Linked DNA regions of Homo sapiens: region 2 is linked to region 1. Evidence: chromatin loops called from intact Hi-C (ENCODE). Cell type or tissue: B cell. All regions are shown on one strand. Each heading gives the region's core, and the rest is flanking DNA. Links, peaks and the distances in the headings are about the cores only. Region 1 overlaps CTNNBL1 (catenin beta like 1). Region 2 overlaps CTNNBL1 (catenin beta like 1).

Region 1 (2,913 bases), core at 99-2,598:
TTTCTCTCTCTCTCCCTTTCTTTTTTTTTTTTTTTTTTCTTTGAGACAGGGTCTCACTCTGTTTCCCAGGCTGGAGTGCAGTGACACGATCATAGCTCACTGCAGCCTCGATCTCCTGAACTCAAGCAAGCCTCCCACCTTAGCCTCCCAAGTTTCTGGGACTACAGGCATGTGCCACCATGCCTGGCTGATTTTTTTTTTTTCTAAATGTTTAGTAGAGTCAAGGTCTCACTATGTTGCCCAGGCTGGTTTCAAACTCCTGAGCTCAAGCAGTCCTCCTGCCTTGGCCTTCCAAAGTGCTGGGTGTTATTACAGGCATGAGCCACTGTGCCTGGCCCTGTACTTCCCTTTCCTTTTCCTATTTTTGCACAATTTTAAATTCTGTATTCTTCCTTTTATATTCACAGCAGTGTGACATTTGAAGGGACAGAGGTTGGTGGGGACTAGCCCAATTCCATATAAATTTTTCCCTTTGTTTTCAACCAATTATATCATGTCCTGATCTCTGAAGACTCCTTGGTGAACATCAGCCACCTCTTCTCAGAAATTATTACTGCCTTCAAAGGTGAACTGTACAAGGTAGTTAAGATTATACTGAGTTTCAAGAATTTAAATTATGAGATGAGGTTGAGGGTGTTGGCCTATTTCTCACTGGAAGTGACTTCCCAGGCGATCTATTTAAAATTTTGAAATCTGTGAAAATTCAGTGAACCTGTGGACTAAGCAGCCAGGAAGGCAGCATAAGGCAAGAGACTGAGTGAGTCAGTTAACATTTAATGAACACCTGCTGTGGGTAGAACCTTGTTGAAGAGATGTTAATAAAACTGGAGTCTATTAAAGGTAGATGGTGATAAAGCAATTGATGAGGAAACGGAAGGGAATCAAGGATTAAGAAAAATACTGGTACCGTTTCAGTATGTGTGTTATACCCTTAACATTTTTCACATGTGTCCATAGCTGTGGTCGATTTGCTTCAGGAATTAACAGATATAGACACCCTCCATGAGAGTGAAGAGGGAGCAGAAGTGCTCATCGATGCTCTGGTAAGTTGCACATCCTCTGGGGTTTTGCAGGTTTGTATAAGTTGTTGGCATTGCCACCACCATCGTCTCGGAGAGTGGCCACCAGGTGGAACTCCACGGCAAGGCTGGAGTGTGGTGAGGCTGGAGTGAATAAGGAGAGTAAAAAAGTAGAGATGTGGCTGGGGCAGTGCTTTATGCTTTGGGACTGTGTCAGGTAGAGGCCTCGCCCTTATTAAGTCTCTGCTGTGGGCAGGGCCATTTCTCATTCTTCTCACCACATCCTCTCACATGGGCATTATTGCTATTATTTCCATTTACAGCCATGAAGCTGTGACTTAGGCCAAACAAATGGCCCATGGTCACACAGCCAGGATTTGAACCTGTGGTCTCCTAGACTCTATGTTTTCTGCCCCTTTCTTCCCTCCTCTCTTTTGTTGCTACTGACCTTTTTACAAAGAGCTTTCACAAATGTTTTTCTCATCTGGACTTTCTAATCCCAAGTGCCAGTGAGAACAGGTATTATTATTATTACTTATTTTACAGATAGGTCATCAGAGAGGAATTGGAGAATGTCGAAAATAAGAACAAACTTTATAGCTCATTGAGGCCAGAATGGCATTCCCTGCCTGTAGACGACAAGGCAGTTGATTTCTGCCATCTTTTGAGGAGCCTAGGCAAGGCCTCAGAATGTTCCTTAGCTATTGATCCACACAGCAGCTAACCCAGAGGAGTTGGTCTGTGAGGCGCAGCTGTGACCAGGTGCCAGCTAGGCAAACTGCCTTACATGTGAGGAAACCCAGCTGCAGAAGTGAAGCCTCCCGCTGGGTCGCTCAGCCCGTCCTGTGACAGCTGATAAAAGAGACTGCATGTTCTGATCCCCAACACAATTCTGTTTCCACTGCCCCAGATTCCCCAGTTCACTGGTGATCAGAAAGGGCCACAAAGCTGCAAAGGCACCCCAGCTGGCCAGCGGCAGAAGTGCATCTAGTCCAGCCCCTACCCTGATACCACCTGTGGAGCTCTGTCCACCTGCAGAGCTGTATCCCTCCTCAAGGCTCTGTGGATTGTTCTTCTTCTGTTGTTTCTCTTGTCTTTTCTCTCTGGTAAGAATGTTAGTATTGGTTTTGACTCAGTTAGCAGTTGATCAAAGATTACTCCAGCCACTAGTATTAGAAGCACCTGGGCTGCTTGTTTGGCTACTTTCTAGTCCTACCCAAGACCCACTGAATCAGAATGGCTGGGCCTGGGGTCCCAGATGATCCCGAAACCCCACTGCTACACTGCCCACCCCCTCCTCACCCTTTCTCATAATGTTCTCGACACTAGAAATTTCCCATGTGCCGTGCTTGCTGTTGGCATTTGGTGTGAATGAAGGGGTTGTGAACCCACTGGTTATGAAGAACTGGCTCTTACAGAGAGTGAGGCTAGTGTCCAGCAGGGCCATTTATGACCGAATATAATGAAAATTTCTATGGCCATTTTTCTTTCAGGCTCCTTTAGAGAGCAAACTGCTACTTTTGTAGAATTCAGGGCATTTATTTTTCGTTTGAACCACTGTGCAGAAAGAAGAGGATGATGTTGGGATGTCGTTTTGTTTTGAGGGGCGTCTGAGGAAAGACTGTGGCACTTGCTCCTACTCTGTGTCCCTGCAGTGTCGTTTGTGCAGTCTTACCTTCCAGAGGTTAATTACATGGCCCTGAATGAGCCTTCCTGCTTGGTCCCTGGGCTGATTTTAATTACCATCCTTTGCCTGTCTGAATAGGGAAGACGAGAGAGGAACAGCTAGCCTGGCTGTTGCATGTAAAACATACCCAGAAACAGCAATTCACTCAAAAGCCCCCTTTGTTTTTTCTGTGTTGTCAAGCCCACTGACAAAAGCTGCATCTTGGCA
Region 2 (2,913 bases), core at 142-2,641, 47 kb after region 1:
CAGTTCTCTGCTTGTTTGAATCCTGGTCATTCCATTTCCTTCTGGACTGTTAATAAGTCTGTGTGTGAGGGTTTTGTTTTCTTCACTATAATTTGTAGCGAGGTGTCTCTCTGATGGAAGACCCTTTTGAAAAGAGTAATGAGGTGGCAACACATGTCACCTCCAGAGTGGTGCTTTCATGTATTTCTGTACTAAAGTATGATTCAGCCAACATCAGGAATTGCCGAAATAAACTATTTATAGCCCAGATTCCCCTTTTATGTTTCTCCTCCCTGATGGTGCACGCTCCCAGCAAAATGCTGCCATGAATTGTGACGCTGTAACCAGAGTAGTTACTGCTAGGCCAGTCTCTTCCTGCTGTTGTCTAGTGGCCTGCTGCAGCCCTCTCCCCAGTAAATAGCCACAGTGCAATCTGGAAGGCCAGGGATTTATGAGCATTGACAGTTCTGCTGGAGGCTGGCAGACACTTGCACCAGGGAATTTACATGGTTGGATGGTTATTTTAAAGTGTGGGGAGCGGGTGGAGAGGAGTGGGGAGGTAGTGTGTTGAGAGAGGAGCAGAAGCTGAGCTGACTGGCTCATTTGGCTGTTTTCTCAGAAGCAATGTTCGTCCCATGGTTTAGGAGGCTTTTTTTTTTGTCAGTGCTTGGTGGAATTGGCATGGGTATCTGCAGGATCTTTTGCATTCCTCATCCTCATAGACGAAAGTTTGAGAACTCCCGCCTCTCTCTTTTCCAGTTGACTTGGCTTAGTCTCTCCCAACTTGGAGTGGCTAAAGGGAAGGTGGTGTGACCTACCTTCAGTGGTTATCTTCAGTGATATCTTCTCTATCAAATCAACTCTCCAGAGACAACAGGAAATCTGGCTGGAGCAAAAGAGGAACTGGCCTTGCAAATACTGTGGCCTAGAGACCTGAGAACAAGTAGAGACTTCAGTTTAACTCATTTTGACCAAACACTAGCTATAAATATGTTAACCCCGTGCTAGATTTTCCCCACTGAAAATTCAGCAAAATGAGTCCCTGGGAGAGGGAATGGAGGGGGTCCTGGAGGTCTAGGAGATAAACTTTTCAGACAGTCAACATTTAGTGAAAGCCTGCCACTTTCCTGGCCCGGCTGCACTATTCGCTATCATATTTAAAACTCACAACCTATGAAGTATTGGTGGCATCCTTATTTTTTTTTTTAGAGGAGATGAACTGGGAAGGCAGCCGAGCTGTGGGTTCTACAGCTAACTAGGTGTGCGACTTTGGAACCTTGGCTTAACTTCCCTTCACTGCATTTTCCTTTCTGGTCTGTAAGATGAGGGAAGTGGACTAGTGAACTAGAAGCTCTGATAGCCACACCTTCAGATTCTCAGGAACAAGCCCTGGTTGTCAGGGTTGCCTGTGAGCCAGGAAGCTCCTCAGGGTGGATGCTGTGGCTGACCTGCTGGGTTCCACTGAGAGACCTGAGGCTGCATCTTGAGTGTGCTGGAACAGAGTGTGAAGGAAAACAGCCCTTAGCAGGCTCCTGCTCTGCGGTCATGGCACTGAGAAGAGGAGGAAGTGACAGATTCAGTGAGCAGCTGCTTTTCTTCTGAAAAATGTGCCCGGTGGCGTGCTGGTAACAGTCCATTTGCTTTAGAGTAACCGCATTAGGCATGTGATAACATTATGTTAGTGAGGGCAATGGCTTGGTAAGACGTCTCCTAGAAGGCATGTTCAGGCTGTAATGGCTGGGGAGGATGAGCTCTGCATCCTGAGCGGACCAGTACCCAGAGAGCAGAAGTGAACTCCAAGGAGAAAGCACAGCCCTCCACTCCTGCCACCCCTGCCAGCTGCTGCCACTCCTACAAACCGGCCTTCGGCCATGAATGGCAGAGTGAGAATGGAGGCAGAGCAGAGCAGTGCGCACTGTGCAGGGTTTCTTTGTCCTGTCCTCTGGGTAAGACTGTGCTCTTTGTTGGCCTCCGAGTGCCAGCCCTTCTCACGTAAGTGGGCCAGATTTGTGTGCTAAGCTAGAGCACAGTGGCCTCAGACCATCAGGAATACTGGTGGGCATGCCCAGCTCATTCCTGCCCCCGGGCTTCCAGCATGCTCTTCCCTCCATGTGCAGTGATTTTTCTCCACCCTGTCTGCCTGGCTATCTTTTAGTTGTCCTTAGTCCTTAGTTTTGTTTTTTGTTTTTTTTTTTCCTTTTTTTTTTTTTTCCCTGGCCTGTTGCCCAGGCTAGAGTGCAGTGATGCGATCTCGGCTCACTGCAGCCTCTGCCTCCCAGGTTCAACCGATTCTCCTGCCTCAGCCTCATGAGTAGCTGGGACTACAGGCGCCCACCACCACACCCAGCTACTTTTTGTATTTTTAGTAGAGATGGGGTTTCACCATGTTGGCCAGGCTGGTCTCGAACTCCTGACCTCAAGTGATCCGCCCACCTTGGCCTCCCAAAATGCTGAGATTATAGACAGGAACCACTGTGTCCGGCCTGGTCCTTAGTTTTGATGTCTCTTTCTCAGGGAAGCATGTCATGAACCCGTAGACTAGGATAGAATCTTCTGTTCAGTGGACTCTTGGTCTCAGGACTCTGCCTTCATAGCCCTTGAAATTATGGAACCAATGGCCTTGTCCCCTCTAGATCCCATTGCCTGGTCCCGTGGTGCTTGGCATGTGATAGATGCACAGTAAATGTTTCTTGACTGTGTGAATGAACAACCATTTCCCTGAAAGGCTCATTGAGGACAAACATGGGTTTGGGGCTTTCCTCAGAAACCTACAAGGTTGAAGTCAATACAGTTGATTTCAGTTCAGATTGATGGTTGTCAGTCAGTCATACACCTAGAGTGAAGGGTCTTTCATCCAGCTTGTTTGGATGCTAAAATGAGTGGGTTGCTAGCCCTAAGTTTTAACTCTGTCACATTGGCTTGGAGATTATGGCA

What was found. Peaks named below come from ENCODE experiments on the same cell type or tissue, not always from the same donor. Only the 100,000 strongest peaks of a DNase experiment are listed, where the experiment ranks them.
Region 2: a loop joins it to region 1, with 1.8 times the contacts of the local background. A loop is called at or near these places in 2 of 110 quality-filtered maps.

What each region holds. Positions count from the first base shown.
Region 1 is chr20:37,756,614-37,759,526 of GRCh38, forward strand. It overlaps CTNNBL1 (catenin beta like 1), which reads left to right. Exons shown (of 16, transcript NM_030877.5): 5 at 946-1,043. Among named protein-coding and RNA genes, the nearest start is that of CTNNBL1, 64 kb to the left of the region's middle. In B cell, for the core only: no CTCF peak of the experiment used is centred there; a DNase peak (open chromatin) is centred at 1,178.
Region 2 is chr20:37,803,234-37,806,146 of GRCh38, forward strand. The region is part of intron 11 of CTNNBL1 (catenin beta like 1); the gene reads left to right. Among named protein-coding and RNA genes, the nearest start is that of VSTM2L, 98 kb to the right of the region's middle. In B cell, for the core only: no CTCF peak of the experiment used is centred there; DNase peaks (open chromatin) are centred at 878 and 1,588; H3K4me3 peaks cover 1,862 bases; H3K27ac peaks cover 2,500 bases.